2 separate regions of the Homo sapiens genome follow, and region 2 is linked to region 1. The links are chromatin contacts, found by Hi-C or POLR2A ChIA-PET in ENCODE. All regions are on one chromosome and are shown on one strand. Each heading gives the region's core, a stretch centred on a gene start or an enhancer-like site at or near the end of the contact. The rest is flanking DNA. Distances are from core to core; before and after follow the strand shown. Region 1 holds the start of NFYC-AS1 (NFYC antisense RNA 1). Region 2 overlaps SMAP2 (small ArfGAP2).

What was found. A loop is a pair of places that touch in the nucleus more often than their neighbours do. ChIA-PET counts read pairs that join two places held with the same protein, here RNA polymerase II (POLR2A). Pooled maps may share reads with other maps.
Region 2: a pooled map shows a loop between it and region 1 (4-fold over the local background). The contact joins the enhancer-like site here to the promoter of NFYC-AS1 in region 1. A Hi-C loop is called at or near these places in 4 of 37 single-sample maps with no recorded cell type and 3 of 50 pooled maps. POLR2A ChIA-PET finds 5 or more read pairs at or near these places in 3 of 52 experiments (H1, PC-9 and activated CD4-positive, alpha-beta T cell).

The regions. Positions count from the first base shown.
Region 1 is chr1:40,690,268-40,693,816 of GRCh38, reverse strand. NFYC-AS1 (NFYC antisense RNA 1) reads left to right here and starts at 1,556. Exons shown (of 1, transcript NR_024567.1): 1 at 1,556-3,549. It overlaps NFYC (nuclear transcription factor Y subunit gamma), which reads right to left and starts at 2,113. Exons shown (of 10, transcript NM_014223.5): 1 at 1,950-2,113. It also overlaps a transcript of RIMS3 not described here. RefSeq lists enhancers at 1,126-1,175, 1,196-1,365 and a silencer at 1,606-1,705.
Region 2 is chr1:40,398,812-40,402,360 of GRCh38, reverse strand. The region is part of intron 1 of SMAP2 (small ArfGAP2); the gene reads right to left. Among named protein-coding and RNA genes, the nearest start is that of SMAP2, 27 kb to the right of the region's middle. Within about 2 kb of position 1,905, at least 3 of the 41 ENCODE cell types and tissues checked have a DNase peak (open chromatin) inside an H3K27ac peak, as active enhancers do.

The DNA.
Region 1 (3,549 bases), core at 307-2,806:
AAGTAGATGATCCACTTGGAAATACAAAATTATCTGGAAGTTTCATTAGTCAGGTTTATGTTGATAGCTGATGTAGCAGATAAAATTACAGGCTTTGGCATCAGGCAACCAGGGTTTGAATTCTAGCTCAACCACTTACTGAGTGACACCAGACAAGCTACTTAAACTCTCTGATCCTCAGTTTCCTCATCTGCAATATGGGGACGATAATGCCTACCTATTGGAGTTAAAATATGCCCCAAAATAGCAATTCTCTTCCTCTGCTACTTATCAATTCCCTTCTCCAGAAAATGTAGTTGCATTCACATAAAACTAAATTTGAAAACCCTAGGAGTTTCTTGAAATTGGTATGAAAACAGAAGAGTACCATCTAAAGCTAAAAAGGACTACCTAACAAAAACAAGGAAAAACAAATTAGGAAAACACAGATGTTTAACATAAATGTGTTTCCATGGCCCTCACACACTGGGACGAGCAAATGTAAAGCAATACAAGTAACTACGATTCAGATTCAGTGGAAAAGAACATATTCCCAACAAGTTGACTGGAACGACTCTGGATTGGAATAAAAACTTTTTGAATATGAACCAGAAAGTGTTGACAAGTCCTGTTCCTTAAGAAGCTATGCATGGGCTTTTTTTTGGTTTGGAGCTGCTTATTTGAAAAAACAAACAAAAAATTCAAAGTACACATGGGAATGGGTATACTTTTTAGGCACATATACAAGGAAATAAACCAAGACCGAAAATTTCTGGCTAGCTCCCTTTCCCTTAAAGGGGAACCTAACAATATTTACTCAACAAATAACTACCAACTACCTAATATTTGCTAATGTGGCTTTGGAAACTCAGCCATGACCTGTATCCTTCCTAGAGCAGCAAATTTCATATACAACATCTCAAAACTACTTGTATGGTCCTGAGACTCAATAATGTATAACTGTTCTATTAATACACTTCCCAAGTCCGAAAATGTCCCCTAAAATGCTTCCTATATCAGATTTTGTCACTTTAAATCTGATACTACTTAATGCTGTGCTTCCTAGGCTCGGACAGAGCACACTTCTCAATAGCATTCCTCTCTCGGTTTACTTGCTCCTCACATCACATCCCAGGTCCGTTGACTCTGGACTCCAGGGCTCCACCAAAACCTCAGTGTTTGAATGCTTGCACTCTCCAGCAAAATCCCTGATCCGATTCTACCGTTCAGCTATGCCCCTAGCCCTGATGCCTTTCTTCCTACACCATACACTCACACCGTGGACTTCAGGGCCACTTCCAAACTGGGTCACATTAGCAACCCTGGATCTCGAAGACTCTCAGCCTGTCACTTGGGTTTCGGTGTTTCCAAGCCTGGAACCCTGAGGGCCTGCACACCCCAATCTTGGGCCATGCATGTACCAGGAAAAGCACCTCTGAAAGTGAGTGTCCCCCATTCCCAGGCCATGGCCTAAGCTACCCCCAAAGTACCTGCCAGGCCATCACCCTCTCTTCCCCCTTAAAGCCTCTAGGCTCGCCCTCTCGCCGCAACCCCACGCCTGCGCCGCAGGGGGTCATTGCCCCAGCCGCCCTAGCCCAAGACGCGCGCATCCCCGCAGCCTCAGATTCCTTCATCACCCCCTAGACCGGAGCTGGCGCGTCCAATAAGGTGCCAGGTCCGCGGCCTCCCCGCCACCGACCAATCACGAGCGAGCCCCCCCGCCGTCGCCTTCCGCCAATGGGAGAAAGCCCGCGGGCCGGGCCGACGAGGCACACGGACCCCACGAGCGCGGCGGCGGCGACAGCAGCGGGCCAGGCAAGAGCACAACATGGCGGCGGGCAGGACGGACCGAGCTACAGCAGCGGCCGCGCGAGGAAGTGAGGTCTCTGGCGAAGGCGGGAAGCGCTGCCCCTCCCCCCGCCGCCGCTTCCCTATCACCCTCGCACAGAAACTCCCGCACACTCACACACCTCTGCTCAGGAGTCCAGGAAGAGCAGGAGCCGCCCCCGCGCTCCTACGGAGTCGGGCAATGCAGAGGCCCAGGCGCGGCGGAGGGGAGGGGGAAGTGTGCGTCACGGAGAACGGAGCGCGCGCGAAGCGGGGGCACAAGCAAGATGGCGGCCACGCCGTTTGCACCGTTTCCCCTTTTCCCTTCCCCCTCCCTTGGCGCCTGGACTCCCAGTATCGTGCGGTGCGCAGAAGCTGTGCTCCTTGAGGTCTCGCGAGAATTGGGAAGGGGCGACGACAGAGGGAGGCGGAATGAGATCTGAGAGTTTTAACCCCGCCCCCTTTCGGGAGCTCGAGATCTGAGTTTTGACCCCGCCCCCTTTCGGGGGATCCGGAGGCGCTGCCCAGTGACCTCCACCACCCTGCCTATCCTTGTGGATCTCCTTGGTGCGAGCTTGAATTTTAGGAAATAAGTAGGTGTGTGCGCGTGCCCTTGAGTTTTAGGAACTAAGTAGGGGCGTGTGTGTGTATTTGTGTTTTTAATTTGGGGAGAAAGAACTGGGGGATGAAGGTCGACATGGCGTTCCAGATTAAGCATGCCGTTCAAGTAGACAGCTACTGGCACCTTAAATTCATAAAAGAGCATTTAGCACCAAACTGTAAAGTGATGTCCTCTAGAATAAAGAACAGTACTTACCAAGAATAGTTAGCTTGTAACCTTACGTCGACATAGTTGTTCTTATTTGAATGCAGATTTTAAAGTTTTATCACGCAGTTGGAAACCACAGCTACTATGAGCATGGATTTTTTCATACTTATCTCTTTCATTTCCGTGACCACTTGGTCCAAAGGCATCAGGATTGTATCCATTTTACAAATGATAAAACTGAAGCTCAAAAAGGTTAAGTAACTTGATCTAAGTCCCCACAGCTAGTAAGTGTCAAAACCCCATCCGAATAACTTCAAAACCTGTAGGTATAGTCATCAAATGTGTCTTGAATGGAATTACCTACAGTGAGAGTTAGTGCATTAGGTAACAAGCGCAGAGAGGAATGACTGCCTCTGCTGATGGTAACCTTGAATTTTACAAATGACACTGGAGCCTTTCTGAGACTAGTGTTGCATGGGTCCTCAATAAAATCACACTGTTGTTACTCACTTCCTTTGGGTTTATAACCCTGGTGATAAAGTAATTGAGAATAGTGGAGTAAACCCTCGACTTGAATTCAGGAAAATTGTTTTCAAATCCAGTTTCAATAAATCTCACATCAGGCACTCTATTTGATGAATGAATGAACAAAACCTAACTATAAGACACTTGACTTCAGGGAGTCTCAATTCCTTCATCTGTAAAAAGATCTAATTCCTAACTTTTGGTAATGTTGGGGAGAGTGAATGAAATAATGTGAGAGTGCTTCGTAAATTGCAAAAGTGTTATAAAGAAGTTACTGGTAAGAGCTACGAGTGTCTCGCTGCACTCTAGCATGGGCGACAGTGCGAGGCCCTGTCTCAGAAAAAAAAAAAGTTACTTATAATGACATTTTCAGACATGAGAAATGGCATAAAATTAAAAACAGATTCAAGAGAATAGTATGTTGAGATTGTAGAGACAGATGTAGCTAA
Region 2 (3,549 bases), core at 656-3,155, 290 kb after region 1:
GGTAGAAGAGAATAATTCAAATATTCCCAGCATAAAGAAAAGATAAATGTCTAAGGTGACGGATATAGCATTATCATGATTTGGTTATTACACATTATGTGAATGTATCAAAATATCACTTGTACCCTGAAAACATGTACATCTATTATGTATCAATAAAAAGAGATAAACCAATTGTTTAATACACATTGGTCATGGCAATCAAGGAAAAAAATATAAAAGATGCCATTTTGAAATTTAAAATGAAAAGAAATGCTGAGAGGCAATATGCCAAACAATTTTGAAAGCAAAGAGGATAGACAAGTGATGTAAACTGGTAGTGATCGGCACAACACAAGAACAAGGTCACACATAAGTGCACATATTCAACAGGAGCCTAAGAGCAGGCGTGGGCAGCATCAAGCAATACTAAAACTAACATAGAATCACTCTGCAATAAGGGATCAGGGAAAATGAAAAAAGTAGATGGAGATGGATTTGGTTGATCAGTCAAGAAATCAACTGTCCTAAGTACCAGTTCAGTATCGGAAAAATCTGGGTTTACACGGACCTGTTGCATGTATTTTGACAAGTTTCTCTAGGGCTTATGTCTCCATTTGTAAAATGAAAAGCATATACGTAATATCCAACTTATATTCAACATCTGGACAGCTTCTACATACGGAGTAACTACTGCTGCAAATTCCTCTTGCTGCTGAAACTTCCCCCACCACCAAAGCTGCCAGGATTAGAGGGGCTCTGGGATTGACAACTCAGCAGACAGAAAAGGGGAACTAGCGTGATGGAGGACTTCAAGCTACTACTAATATTATAATAATTATATCATTGAGTTCTAATCTATGGAGTTCCAAACAAATAAATATTGAGGAGGAAAAAACATTGATAAATTGATGGCTACCTATATTTAGACCTGCTGGCATAACGGACCTGTCAAAAAGTTCAACGGGCAGGCTACGCGAAGGGAGAGAACTTTCCCATCTTCCATCCAAATCCTGTGGAATCTATCTTGGAAACTTTTCCAGAATCTATCCATTTCTACCTAGACCTCATGTCTCACCTATAAGCATTCGTTCTTTTTTGTGTGTGTTTGTTTGTTTTGAGACGGAATCTCGCTCTGTCACCCAGGCTGGAGTGCAGTGGCGCGATCTCGGCTCACTGCAAGTTCCGCCTCCCGAGTTCACGCCATTCTCCTGCCTCAGCCTCCCGAGTAGCTGAGACTACAGGCGCCCGCGATCACGCCCGGCTAATTTTGTTTTTGTATTTTTAGTAGAGACGGGGTTTCACCTTGGTAGCCAGGATGGTCTCGATCTCCTGACCTAGTGATCCGCCCTTCTCGGCCTCCCAGAGTGCTGGGATTACAGGTGTGAGCCACCGCGCCCAACCAGCATTGGTTCTCTTAACATTATTTATTGTGTACCTATGTGCCAAGCAATTTGCCTGCTAAGTACTGGGGATACAAAGGCAGAGAAAATAAGGATGAGATTCCTCAATTCAAAAAGCTCACAGACTAACAAGCAATTAGTCTCCAGAATCCCACCACCAGAATAATCTTTCTAAAACACAAATCTGTACAGATCACACCTCTAAATATAAACCTTCCATGTAGTCTCATACACAAAGGTAAATATGTAAATTGGTGCACATTTTCTGAATAGCATATTCCAAACTAAGCTCTCAATCTCTTGCTACAAAATCTCTTCCTTTTTTCTTCATCTTAGTCAACTACACCTCCATCCATTCCATTGCGTCAGTCAGAAAATTATGCATCATGAAACCTCTCTCCTTCAGCCCCCACATCACCAAGACAAAAATATCTGTCAAATCAGTATCTCTTCTCTCCATCTGTATCACTATTTCTGTAATCTAAAGCCACCAGACTCTTTCGGACCACTGCAATAACCTCCTAATAGCTCTCTCTCCACTTTTACATTCTCTTCTCCCTTGAGCCCAAACCAAAACCATTCTCCACCAAACAGCCAACTTGAGCTCTTAAAGAAGCAAAGCCACATTGTGCTGCTTAAAATTCTTCTATTACTATTGGATTAAATAACAAAATCCTTAACATAGTTTCCAAGGTCTTAAAGGTCTAGCCCATGCCTCCTTCCGCAGCCTCTCAATTCCTATGGTAGCAGCCTTCTTTCATTTCCTCAAGGGACCAACATGTTCCTTCCTCAGGGCTTGCTGGACTTTGTACATGCTGCTCCTGCTGCCTAAAAAAACTCTTTCCCTAACTGCCAAATGCCACTTGCAGCCTGGCCAACTCCTATACATCACAAGGGTCTCAGCTGAAATGTTTCTTCCTCAAAGGAGTCTTTCCTTGGCTCCCCAGTCTAAACCCGACTGTAACATCTCTTCTACCCTTTCTTTTGGTTTTTACCTTACAGAAAATTTCAAACAAACGAAAGCAGAGCATAATTAACCATGAGCTTCAGCAATTATCAACTCCTAGCCAATTTTGTTTCAGCTATACTCCCACCCACTGCCCCTCAACTCCAACCTGGATTATTCTGAAGCAAATCCTAAATATCATACCATTTCATCTGTATATACTTCAGCATATATCTCTAAAAGATAAGGACTTTTTTTTTAAAGGTTATGAACTTTCATTTACCCTTTACTCTTTTTTTCACTCTTTCTTTTCTTTTCTTTTTTTTTTTTTGAGACAGGGTCTTACTCTCTCACCCAGGCTGGAGTGCAGTGGTGCGATCATAGCTCACAGCAGCCTTGGGCTGTCAGGCTCAGGCAATCCTCCCACCTCAGTCTCCCAAGTAGCTGGGACTAGATGCATGAGCCACCACGCTCAGCTGAATTTTTTATTTTTGTAAAGATGGGTCATTGAGTGGTGTTAAGAGTCAGGAAAAAAAAAAAAGAGAAAGAAAGAAAAGAAAAAAAAAAGAAATGGGCCAGGCACGGTGGCTCACGCCTGTAATCCCAACACTTTGGGAGGCAGAGGTGGACAGATGACCTGAGGTCAGGAGTTTGAGACAAGCCTGGCCAACATGGTGAAACCCCATCTCTACTAAAAATACAAAAAAAAAAAAAAAAAAAAATAGCCACACGTAGTGGCACATGCCTGTAGTCCCAGCTACTTGGGAGGCTAAGGCAGGAGAATCACGTGAGCCCAGGAGGCGGAGGTTGCAGTGGGCCGAGATCCCACCACTGCACTCCAGCCTGGGCAACAGAGCAAGGCTCTGTCTGAAAAAAATAAAAATAAAAATAAATCAATGAAATAAAAAAGAGACAGGGTCTCACTATGTTGCTCAGGCTGGTCTTGAACTCCTGGCCTCAAGTGATTTTCCTACTTTGGCCTCCCAAAGCACTGAGATTACAGGAGTGAGCCACTGTGCCTGGCCACCCTTTACTTTTTCTAAATCATACCATATTTTGTTACTATCTAATTATTTGATTGTTTAAGATGTCTTTCCCGCTTAACTATGTGTGCCACAAGAGCTGTCACCAGACCTGTAACATTCACTATCATATACTCACGGCATAGCATGGTTCCTTGAACATAGCAGGGAAGCAACATTTGCTTAAAGATTAATTAAA